2 separate regions of the Homo sapiens genome follow, and region 2 is linked to region 1. A link is an interaction called in ENCODE POLR2A ChIA-PET data of the cell type or tissue named here. Cell type or tissue: A673. All regions are shown on one strand. Each heading gives the region's core, and the rest is flanking DNA. Links, peaks and the distances in the headings are about the cores only. Region 1 has its middle 120 kb from the start of ELOVL6. Region 2 overlaps COL25A1 (collagen type XXV alpha 1 chain).

Region 1 (5,388 bases), core at 133-5,132:
TCTAGTCCAGTCTTTGCTGTTTTGAGGTGTCCTACACTGATGGAAACGGATTATCAATTTCACATTCAAAAATTTTCAGAAGCTTTTTCTTGCCACTTTGATGGCTAATAGACATCCAAACTCAGTATGTCCAAAACTATGGCCCTGGCCTTTCCTTCCAAACTCTTACTTTCCATAACCTTTCTATTGCAGTTGATGGTAGACATCTCAAAATCAATGTGTTCAACTTGCAAGACCCAATTTATTTATTTATTTATTTATTTATTTATTTATTTATTTATTGATTTGAGACAGAGTCTCATTCTGTTGCCCAGGCTGGAATGCAATGGCGCGATCTCGGCTCACTGCAACCTCTGTCTCCTGGATTCAAGCAATTCTCCTGCCTCAGCCTCCCAGGTAGCTGGGATTACAGGCGTGCGCCACCAGGCCCGGCTAATTTTTTGTATTTTTAGTAGAAATGGGGTTTCACCATGTTGGTCAGGCTGGTCTCAAACTCCTGACCTCGTGATCCGCCTGCCTTGGCCTCCCAAAGTGCTGGGATTACAGGCGTGAGCCACCGCGCCCAGCCCACAACACCCAATTTGTGTTTCAAAACTCACTCCTCCCACAGTCTTCCCCGTCATTCCAGTTAATTGGGGGCAAAAGATTTCAAATCTTTCTTGACACCTCTCTTATCCCCACATCTAATATCCAATCCATCAGAAAAAAAAAAAAATCTGTCAACTCTAATGTCAAAATAAATAGCCAGAATCCAGCTACTTCCTGATACCTCCATTGTTATTTCCATTAATACCTGGTTTGAGCCACTCTGGGCTTTTGTCTGGACTGCTGTAATAGCCCCTTCTCTAGCTTCCCAACTTCTATGTTTGACCCTCTAAAGTCTACTATTCTTATCACAGGACTGCATGATCTTTTAAAAACATAAACCAGGCCAGACACGGTGGCTCATGCCTGTAATCCCAGCACTTTGGGAGGCCGAGGCAGGTGGATCACCTGAATTCAGGAGTTCAAAACCAGCCTGGCCAAACTGGTGAAACCCCATCTCTACTAAAAATATAAAAATTACCTTGGCATGGTGGCGGATGCCTGTAATCCCAGCTACTCGGGAGGCCGAGGCAGGAGAATCACTTGAACCCGAGAGGCGGATGTTGTAGTCAACCGAGATCATGTCATTGCACTCCAGCCTAGGCAACAGAGTGAGACTCCATCTCAAAAAAAAAAGAAGAAAAAAGCCATAAATCAGATTTTATTACTCCTTTGTTCAAGACTTGACAATGGCACTCGATTTCTTAGAATAGTTTGCAAAGCCTCCAGGATCTGCCCGCTATTTCACCTCTCTGACCTCATCTTCTCCTGCTCCCCTTCTCATTCACTCCACTGCAGCCACATTGACCATCTTGTTGAGTTCTCTAAACAAACCAAACATGCTCCCAAACTGAGGTCTTTGTAAAGTCTAGTCCCTCTGCAGGAACTCCTCTTTCCCTGGATATTTACCTAGCTAACTCCCTTACATCCTTTATATTTTTGTTGAAATGTCATCTCCTCAATGAATAAAATACCTTATACAAAATCAAACCCTCCCCACTGCCCAGGATGCCTGAGCCCCCTTACCATGCCCTGCCTTTATTTTTCCAAAGTGTCACTTACCCCCTTCTAACACACTGTACTATTTTCTTATTTATTATTTTTATTGTCTTTCTCTCCCTGATGCAATAGAAGCTCCACAAATACAGGGATCTTTGTCTTTTTTGTTCATGGATGTACACCAAGCAACCATAACTGTGCTGGATACATGTGAGCACTCAATTATTTTTTAGTGAACTGAATTAATTAAATGCCAAACAAGAATAAGCTTTCCAGGCATGGTAGGAAAACACCCACACAATAACTTCTAACACATTTTCCCATTTTAATCTACTTCAGTACTTTAATTTTTCTATGCTTCAAGCTGGTGTGCAGTGGCAGGATCTTGGCTCACTGCAACCTCCGCTTCCTGAGTTCAAGCTATTCTCGTGCCTCAGCCTCCTGAGTAGCTGGGATTACAGGCGCGCACTACTACGTCCGGCTAATTTTTCTATTTTTAGTAAAGACGGGGTTTCACCATGTTGGCCAGGCTGGTCTCGAACTCCTGACCTCAAGTGATCCACCCGCTTAAGCCTCCCAAAGTGCTGGGATTACAGGCATAAGCCACTGCGTTAGTTCTTTTTTATGAAAATAAAATACTAGGATAAAATATTCCTTCATTTAAAAGTTTTAACTCTGGGTCACCTGTCCAAGTTCCGATGCTAAAAAAGGAGACTGATGCCGCTGCCTTTCAGTGGTTTCCAAGGTGGTTGCTTGCACAATGGCTAAGTCAAGATGGAATAGCGCCATCTGCTGTCAGCCCTCTGATCTCAATGGAATTACTGATTTGGGCTGTTAGCTTCTTGAACTTTGTTATAATTCCCATGTTATCACACAAAAATTTTTTCTTTTTTTTTTTTTTTTGAGACAGAGTCTCGCTCTGTCACCCAGGCTGGAGTGCAGTGGCGCGATCTCGGCTCACTGCAACCTCCGCCTCCCAGGTTCAAGCGATTCTCCTGCCTCAGCCTCCAGACTAGCTGGGACTACAGGCACCTGCCACCAGGCCTGGCTAATTTTTTGTATTTTTAGTAGAGACGGGGTTTCACCGTGTTAGGCAGGATGGTCTCGATCTCCTGACCTCGTGATCTGCCTACCTCGGCCTTCCAAAGTGCTGGGATTACAGGTGTGAGCCACCGCACCCGGCCCTACTTTTTTCTTTTTGAGTCAGTGTCTCACTCTGTCGCCGAGACTGGAGTGCAGCAGCGTGATCATGGTTCATGGCAGCCTCGATCTCCTGCCGATCCTCCCACCTCAGCCTACCAAGTAGCTGAGACCACAGGGACACCATCACCATACTTGGCAATTTTTATTTTTTTGTAGAAATGAGGTCTTGCCATGTTGCCCAGGTTGGTCTTGAACACCTAACCTCAAACAGTTCTCCTGCCTGGGCCTCCGTAAGTGCTGGGATTACAGGCATGAGTCACTGAGCCTAGCTGCACACAAAATTTTTTAATCTGGCAATCTCAATTTTGTCTTTCTGTCTTTCCTCCTCCTCCTCCTCCTCCTTCTCTTCATCTTCTTCTTCTTCCTCTTCCTCTTCTTCTCTTTTTTCTTTCTTCTTCTTCTCCTTATCCTTCTTGCAAATTACATTACTACACTCACCTTTACAGTGATTTCAAGATTTCAACTGCTTTAGAGAAGTGAAATGACACAGTTAAGCAGTGGAAATACTTGGGCATGAATTACAATTCTCTGGCCTGGAATGCACCTCCTAGCAGGTTCACGTTAGTCAGTGGAGTGTTTCAAGATAATTCAAGTTATGAATGACTAAACGAGACGGACATTAGATCAAAGGGCCCCCAATGTTGCCAAGCACAAATGGTTTATTTTTCTTGAAAATGTCCTTGTGAATTTAGACAAAATTTTGTCTCCTTGAGCATACTATCCTTCAGGTGAACTAAATACCTTACCTCCATTTATTTATTTATTTAGAGACAGGGTCTGGCTCAGGTTGGAGTGCAGTGGCGTTACCTTGGCTCACTGCATGCAACCTCTGACTCCTGAGTTTACATGATCCTCCCACCTCAGCCTCCCAAGTAGCCGGGACTACAGGTATGCACCACCACACCTGCCTAGTCTTTGTATTTTTTGTAGAGATGGGGTTTTGCCATGTTGCCCAACCTGCTCTGGAACCCCAGCGCTCAAGTGATCTGCCTGTCTCAGTGTCCCCAAACACTGGGATTACAGGCATGAGCCACCTCACCTGACTGTATTTATTCTATACAAAGTAAGTTTGTAATTACTACCCAAAAAATTGTCTAACTGATATTATATAACTTAAATATAGAGTTTTATAATAATATAATAATATAATAACTTTTATAACTTAAATAAAAAAGAAAATAATTCATCCAGGGAAATGCAGTAAATTTCAGATCTCATCTCTGGAAACTTAAGGAAAGAGTTAAGGTAGTAATCCCAGTTTTTCTAGCATATTAGTCATTTGACATAATGTTTAACGGTCCTGAATAAAGATAATAGAACATTTCCTGCAGTAAAAATGTGCTTATGTCCTGATTTTTAGAAAGGTAGATGTCCTTTTTTTCCCCATAAGTGATTGCTATGTTCATTGCTTATCATAGAGTCTATTCAATAAAGGCAACATTAGTCTATCTGACTCTAAATGTCATTGGTTCATCCAACAAACATTTATTGGGGGACTACTCTGTGCCACACTCTGTTGTAGATGATGGTGATTTAACAGAATCCAAATCTGACAAATTCCCTGTCTTCAAGGAGCTCATGTTCCAGTTGTTGGTTGTTCATTCATTCCTTTTTTTTTTTTCAGCTAGGTTGGGAAGACTGACAATCCCTGCCCTCTTGTCAACTGGGGGAAAACAAACAGTAAGCATGATAATTTAAACATATAGTGTGTTGGCCGTGAGTGGTGGCTCACGCCTGTAATCCCAGCACTTTGGGAGGCCAAGGCAGGCAAATCACTTGAGGTCAGGAGTTAGAGACCAGCCTGGCCAACATGGTGAAACCCCATCTCTACTAAAAATACAAAAATTAGCTAGGTGTGATGGTAGGCACCTGTAATCCCAGCTGCTCGGGAGGCTGAGGCAGGAGAATCGTCTGAACCTGGCAGGTGGAGGTTGCAGTGAGCTGAGATTGTACCACTGCACTCCAGCCTGGGCAACAGAGTGAGAATCCATTTCCAAAAATAAAATAAAATAATTAGTTAAAACTATAGCATGTTGCATGGTGTTATGGGTTGAATTGTGTCCTCTCCAAATACCTATGTAGAAGTCTTATCCCTTAGAGCCTAAGAGAGTGACCTTATTCGGAAATAGGGTCATTGCAGGTTTCATTAGTTAAGGTAAGATGAGATCATATGGAGTAGGGTGGACTCCTAATCCAATATGACTAGTATCCTTATAAAAAGGGGAACTATGCACAGTGATACACGCACATAGGGAGATGCCATGTGAATATGAGGGCAGAGATCAGGGTGACGGGCCTACAAACCGGGAACACCAACATTGCCAACAAAGCCAGAAGCTAGAAGAGAGGCATGGACAGATTCTCTCTTAAACCTTCAGAAGGAACCAACCCTGCTAACGCTTTGATCTCATGCTGGTAGTCTGCAGAACTATGAGATGATATATTTCTGTTGTTCTAAGCCACCTCGTTTTTAGTACTTTGATACGGCAGTACTAGGAAACTAATACAATAGTGATGAGTTCTACACAGAAATAATTAAAGCAGGGAAAGAGGATATAGAGTGTGGCAGTTATGATTTAAAATGGAGTAAGCGACTGTCTT
Region 2 (5,388 bases), core at 139-5,138, 1.1 Mb after region 1:
AAATAAGTGTCATAACACCGATGAACAAATTACCATGACAACTTTGTTAATCATTCCTGGCTACATTAGAGAAGGCTAGATTAGGAAGTTTGCCAGGCAGAGAATGGAGGAGTAGAGAATTTTAAGCAAAGTAAATTGTATGTACAGAAGGATTTAGCAAGGAGCACATATGGGCAGAAAAGAGGTATTGCATGTGTCAGGACACACTGAGTGAATGAAGTGGAACAGTAGCTGAGGCTAGAGACGTAGTTTGGGGATATATTTATATAAGGACACTTCTACCAAGTTAAAGAATTAAAATGTATACCGTAGAGTGTGGGGCACATGGGGAAGCTTTTAGACAAGAGGACATTATCAGATTTTTAATGGGAATTTTCTGCATAGTGTGGAGGAGGGAGAGGTTGTGGAGAGTAGCCTAGAGGTACATGCAGTAGTGCGGGTGAGAGATGCCCAGAGAAATGCTAAGCTGCTCGATGTGTGGATGCAAAATGGCAAATATGGATGTTCCAATGAATTCACATCAAGAGATATAAAAAGATTCTAAGAAATTTGGTTTAAAAACATTTTATTCTCTCTAGGATAAGTCTTAGGATTTAGATGCCTATAATACTTTCTGAATCCAATTCTGAAGTAGTTTGAGTCACAGCTTGGTTTAGTTTTGTCTGGTTCCAGATTAAACTTTTGGCATGGCCCTGAAAGAGCACCTCTGCAAGGACACTTTAATATGATATATAGTAGCTCCTGAGAGTCATATATGTCAATGGGAACTGGAACTCCATCGGTATATTTTGAGTTTAGAAAAGTATAAATAATATAAATTTGTGAATCTTTTATGACTGAGTGTTCTAAGGATTGTTTATGTTTCTGTGTAAAATGCATACAATAAAATTAGCTGGAATAATTATCTTTTCCTATTTGTAAGTCAAAGGAAGAATCATAACTTATGGTGAAACTCTAAAGCAAGAGAAAGTCGTTGCATTTACAAAGTGTACTAGCTAATACCCCAACTCTGTTGCTGGTAGTTGCTTTTGATCTCCATATTTATTTGGTAATATTTCTTCAGTCCATGATGGTGAGCATGATCTAATAAATTCACTTAAACTTATCAGGATTTTAAAGCCAGAATAGAAAGCAAGAATGTAGGGTTTCAGTGGAGGAAGAGTTCAGAGGGATATACTAAAATTTCACATAACCTTGAAAACAATCCTAGCCAAGGAATTGCCACGGCTCCATTTAATTTTTCATCAAGATGCAGAACCTTGTTCAGAAGAAACAATGAGCCATTGTGAGAGATTTGGATTCTCAAGTCTTAGTTCATCATTCTTTCTTAGGAGCCTCATAAATGGCAACCTAAAAAACCAACTATTACTGTTATCCCTTTCTACCCAAATTGATTGGGTTACAGAATTAAGGAAATACATGAATGGAGGCCAAGATAAACAGTTTTGACAAAATTGTTTCTCTAGTTCCATGAAATCATTAATTGGCCCACCTCCCCTCATCTATCTGAAATTATAGATGAGTTTTTTGTGTCACTCTAGATTGTCTTCTGTTATTTGTCCCCAGAGCATTGATACCTCTCCATTTTTTTCCTTTGACTTGTTCAATGCTAGTCTTTTCTTCTAGACTGTAAGAGACTCATTCATCTTGTCAGTGGGCTTTATCCAGAGCTTAACACAGTGTTCAGCCCCAAGCTAATGTACATGAAGTAACTCAAAAACAAGGGAGAGAGAAGTAGGGAGGGAAAGTGGGGAAGAAGGGAAGCTGATTTTAGAAAAATAGAGAGCTGGGTGAAATCTTATCACTTCAATTACAGTTACAAATGTAATTATCCTAAGGTTGTCCCTAAAATGAGAGAAATGTCATAATGATACATTTTAAGAACAATGCCTGGCACAGTAAGTATTTTTCCTAGAATTTCTCAAACTTATTGTTCATTCATTCAAGAGGCCATAGAGAAAAAAAGCTTTATTTCTTCATTTTGTATTACACACGTGGAATTAGAGACCAAAATACAGAGGAGTTATAGGGCATAACTCAGAAAGAACTTGGCTTCACTCTTGATGTGTCCCTTGCCTCACTTTGCAGCCATATATTGCCTAGGATTTGCACACATGTTATCCTGAATGGGACTCTTGAGAGAGAAAGATGAGTTTTATAAAATGTACTTCTGGTTCAACTTCAAGGATTATTTAAACCTACTTAAGATGTTATACAAATTCCTATAGGATTTTTATTTAATACCCTCACGAACATTTGTCTAACAGGGCAATGTTCTCATTTTCACTCAATTTTATAAGATTCAAGAAAAGCAAATTTGTTAAACAAAGACCTCATTGATCATATTCATTTTCTAGAAATTTTATTAAAAATAACTCTCCAACTTCAAAGGCACATTATTTACATGAATCTTTCCCACCACCCTATAAGTACTTTCCTCTTGCAGATTTTCCAGTCACTAACTAGGATGAAAGAAACTCTCGTAGAAATATCAAATTCAGTGGAAATGTCTATCACTCAGCAATTACAAAAAGGAATTTCACGCTTCTTGAAAAACCCATTAGTCACAAGCTCTAATTTGTATATTAGATTCATACTCAATGAATGCATTATTTGGCATTAGTTTCCAGAGAGAAACACAATGGCAAAGTGCAACATTTAAAACCTTCCTAGGGCTTGTGTGCTCACAGTGCCAGGAAATCTTTTCATTGTAAATATACGTTGTTGTTAGCTATGATTTTACACAGATCAGTGGAGTGCAAATCCCATTTCACAACTATTTTGATGTTTGGGGCTTAGGAAGACATAGCACCTGTTCCAACTCCAAATACAGTAGAGTCACAGTAGATGGCTTGTTTTTGTTTGGGAGGCAAAAGTAACAGGGAAAATTAGAATTCTATGCACCAGATTTGTTGGAAAACTGATTCAGTTGAATTCTCAGCCAAAATAAAAGCAGGAAAATGACACTTATTTGGTTGAGGACATAAAAGAAGGAAAGTGACAGAATAATAGATTGGCAGAAAGAAGCTTCATCCCAGCTGTATTTACAGGAAAAGCTTTAAGGATGTTTAAGCATAAGTAGTGATGGAAGAAAGGAGATGGAGACAATTGATCTACTAGACATGCTAGATGAATACATTTGTTATTCAGTAGGAAATCTGGAATATGCCATGGAATACCTTTAGCTCATCTTATAAGTTGCAACTAAAAATACACACACTTTCACTCACTCATAGACAACTTACATTGGTTTGAACCCTACTGATTTGAAATTCAGGCACTACAGTATGTGTATGACTTTTAAGTAGAAAAATTGATCTAATTTTATTCTTAGTGCAAGTTATTTTAAAAAGGAAAAATGGAAATCTCAACTAAAAAAGTCATTTTTTTAAAGCAAGAGCTTAAAAAATTGGAATTTTTAAATGTTGTAATTCCAGATGTTTTTGATACTAAAGATATTTCAGCTCAATAAACATTTATATTGAACAACTGTTTATGTACAAGCCTTCTTCTAGTTAGAAACTGTACTTAATGCAATTTTAAAATTACACTTAATTTACTTAAAAAGTTCTTAATATTATGGAGATAGCATACACTTAATGTGAACTATACTTTTTCTCACTAGTGTACACCATCATGACTACTAATTATTATTATCTTTTTTGAGACAGTATTGTTCTGTCACTCAGGCTGGAGTGCAGTGGCATGATCATAGCTCACTGCAGCCTCAACCTCCCAGGCTCAAGTGATCCTCCTGCTTCAGCCTCCCAAGTAGCTGGGATTACAGGTGTGCCCCACCACACACAGCTAACTTTTAAAATTTCTTGTAGAGACTGGGTCTCAGTATGTTGCCCAGGCTGGTCTCGAACTCGTGGTCTCCAGTGAGCCTCCTGACTCAGCCTCCCAAAGTGCTGGGATTACAGACGTGAGCCACCATGGCTGGCCCTTCATTATTTTTTAAACAATGGACAGTGTCCAAAATTCCCTTTAAAGATCTTTGTATATGTATGCTCTAATTTTGCCCATTTTCTTTTTTTGGAAATTATTAGAGATGACCCCGATAACTGATTTTAGGTCTTGACTGTTAGCTAAGAAGTTTTTTCTTAGCCTACATGCATGAGGACTTTGTGACCACTGTCCATATTCTGCTTGAAAGCTATAAAACTTAAAAAAAATTTAAATCGCCCTTTCCTGATTATTAACTATTAAGCTTACAACCTAAATTTGAGTTAATATATGTGCTTGAATTCTTATTTCTGATAACTCAGAGAATACACAGTCTAGTTCTATGTGCAAAGGATGTTACATGACTATTATCATATGTTGTTTTTCTATTTGGAGGTAACAGTTTTTGTTGCAAACATTTGGAAGATGTCTCTGAATTCAGATATGGAGTCTAAAACCACAGAATGAAGTAGAGCTCAATGGTTTGGGAAACATATTTCTGCAAGACATCCAACCAGACTTAGTAATAAGCAAATTATAGAAAAGCAAGAAAGTGGTGGTGTTTCTAACTAAATATAATTGTGATTATTCAGATAGACTGGGCTGGAAGTTTCATATTGTTAATCAATATCATAAAGCAAATTGTTGTGGAAATGCTTAAAATATTTAAAAGAACAAAAACATTCTCATATAACATAGAAGAACCAGTTGATAAAATGAATTTGCATAATTTTATTTGGTCCTATCCTTTTATAAAGCATGCACCCTACAGGACTTTTGAACAGATTAACACGAGATAAATGATTCTTATCAAGTAAATGATTAAATGAATGTTGCTAACCTAGTTTGAATTACAAACTTGCACTAGTTGGAGTAACCAACACTGTTCACACCAACAGTTTCCTCAAATCCTGTCTCTTAACATTAAAAAACAAAACCAACCAACCAGTCAACCAACCAACAAACAAACACATGTATTTCTTGATTAGGTCAAACAAACAAACAAACAAACAAACAAACAAATGTATTTCTTGATTAGGTCAAACTCCAATCTCCAATGTGGGAGATGGTGGTATAAGGGTAGAGGAGATGTCTCTTCTCTGCATTCTTTTAGGGATCCAGGATTCTTTCATTGTTTCACTATGCTAAATTCCTTTCAGGGCTGTGTCTTCCTCTCTTATCAAGCAGTGAATAGGAAAAGGAAAAAATCATGGAGGATTTGCATACCAGGTTTCTTGCACAAGCCAGGCCTACTTCTGCCTACATTCCATTGTGTGCACAAGCCAGGCCCACTTCTGCCTGCATTCCATTGTGTGCCCAAGAGAAAAAGCAAGCAGAGTTTGTTGAATACATAGCATTCTCTTCCATAAGCACTTCTTAAAAAAAAAACCTTGTAATTCATAATTTTCAGTAATTAAAACTGAGCCATACCACTCGTTAATT

Evidence for each region. ChIA-PET counts read pairs that join two places held together with the same protein. Peaks named below come from ENCODE experiments on the same cell type or tissue, not always from the same donor. Only the 100,000 strongest peaks of a DNase experiment are listed, where the experiment ranks them.
Region 2: POLR2A ChIA-PET joins it to region 1 with 5 read pairs; 1 of 35 experiments calls an interaction of 5 or more read pairs at or near these places.

What each region holds. Positions count from the first base shown.
Region 1 is chr4:110,312,639-110,318,026 of GRCh38, reverse strand. No RefSeq gene overlaps it. Among named protein-coding and RNA genes, the nearest start is that of ELOVL6, 120 kb to the right of the region's middle. RefSeq lists a silencer at 2,240-2,534. In A673, for the core only: a CTCF peak has its summit at 2,377 (motif pointing left); a DNase peak (open chromatin) is centred at 2,346.
Region 2 is chr4:109,163,991-109,169,378 of GRCh38, reverse strand. All of the region lies in intron 3 of COL25A1 (collagen type XXV alpha 1 chain), which reads left to right. Among named protein-coding and RNA genes, the nearest start is that of COL25A1, 140 kb to the left of the region's middle. In A673, for the core only: no CTCF peak of the experiment used is centred there; a DNase peak (open chromatin) is centred at 2,618.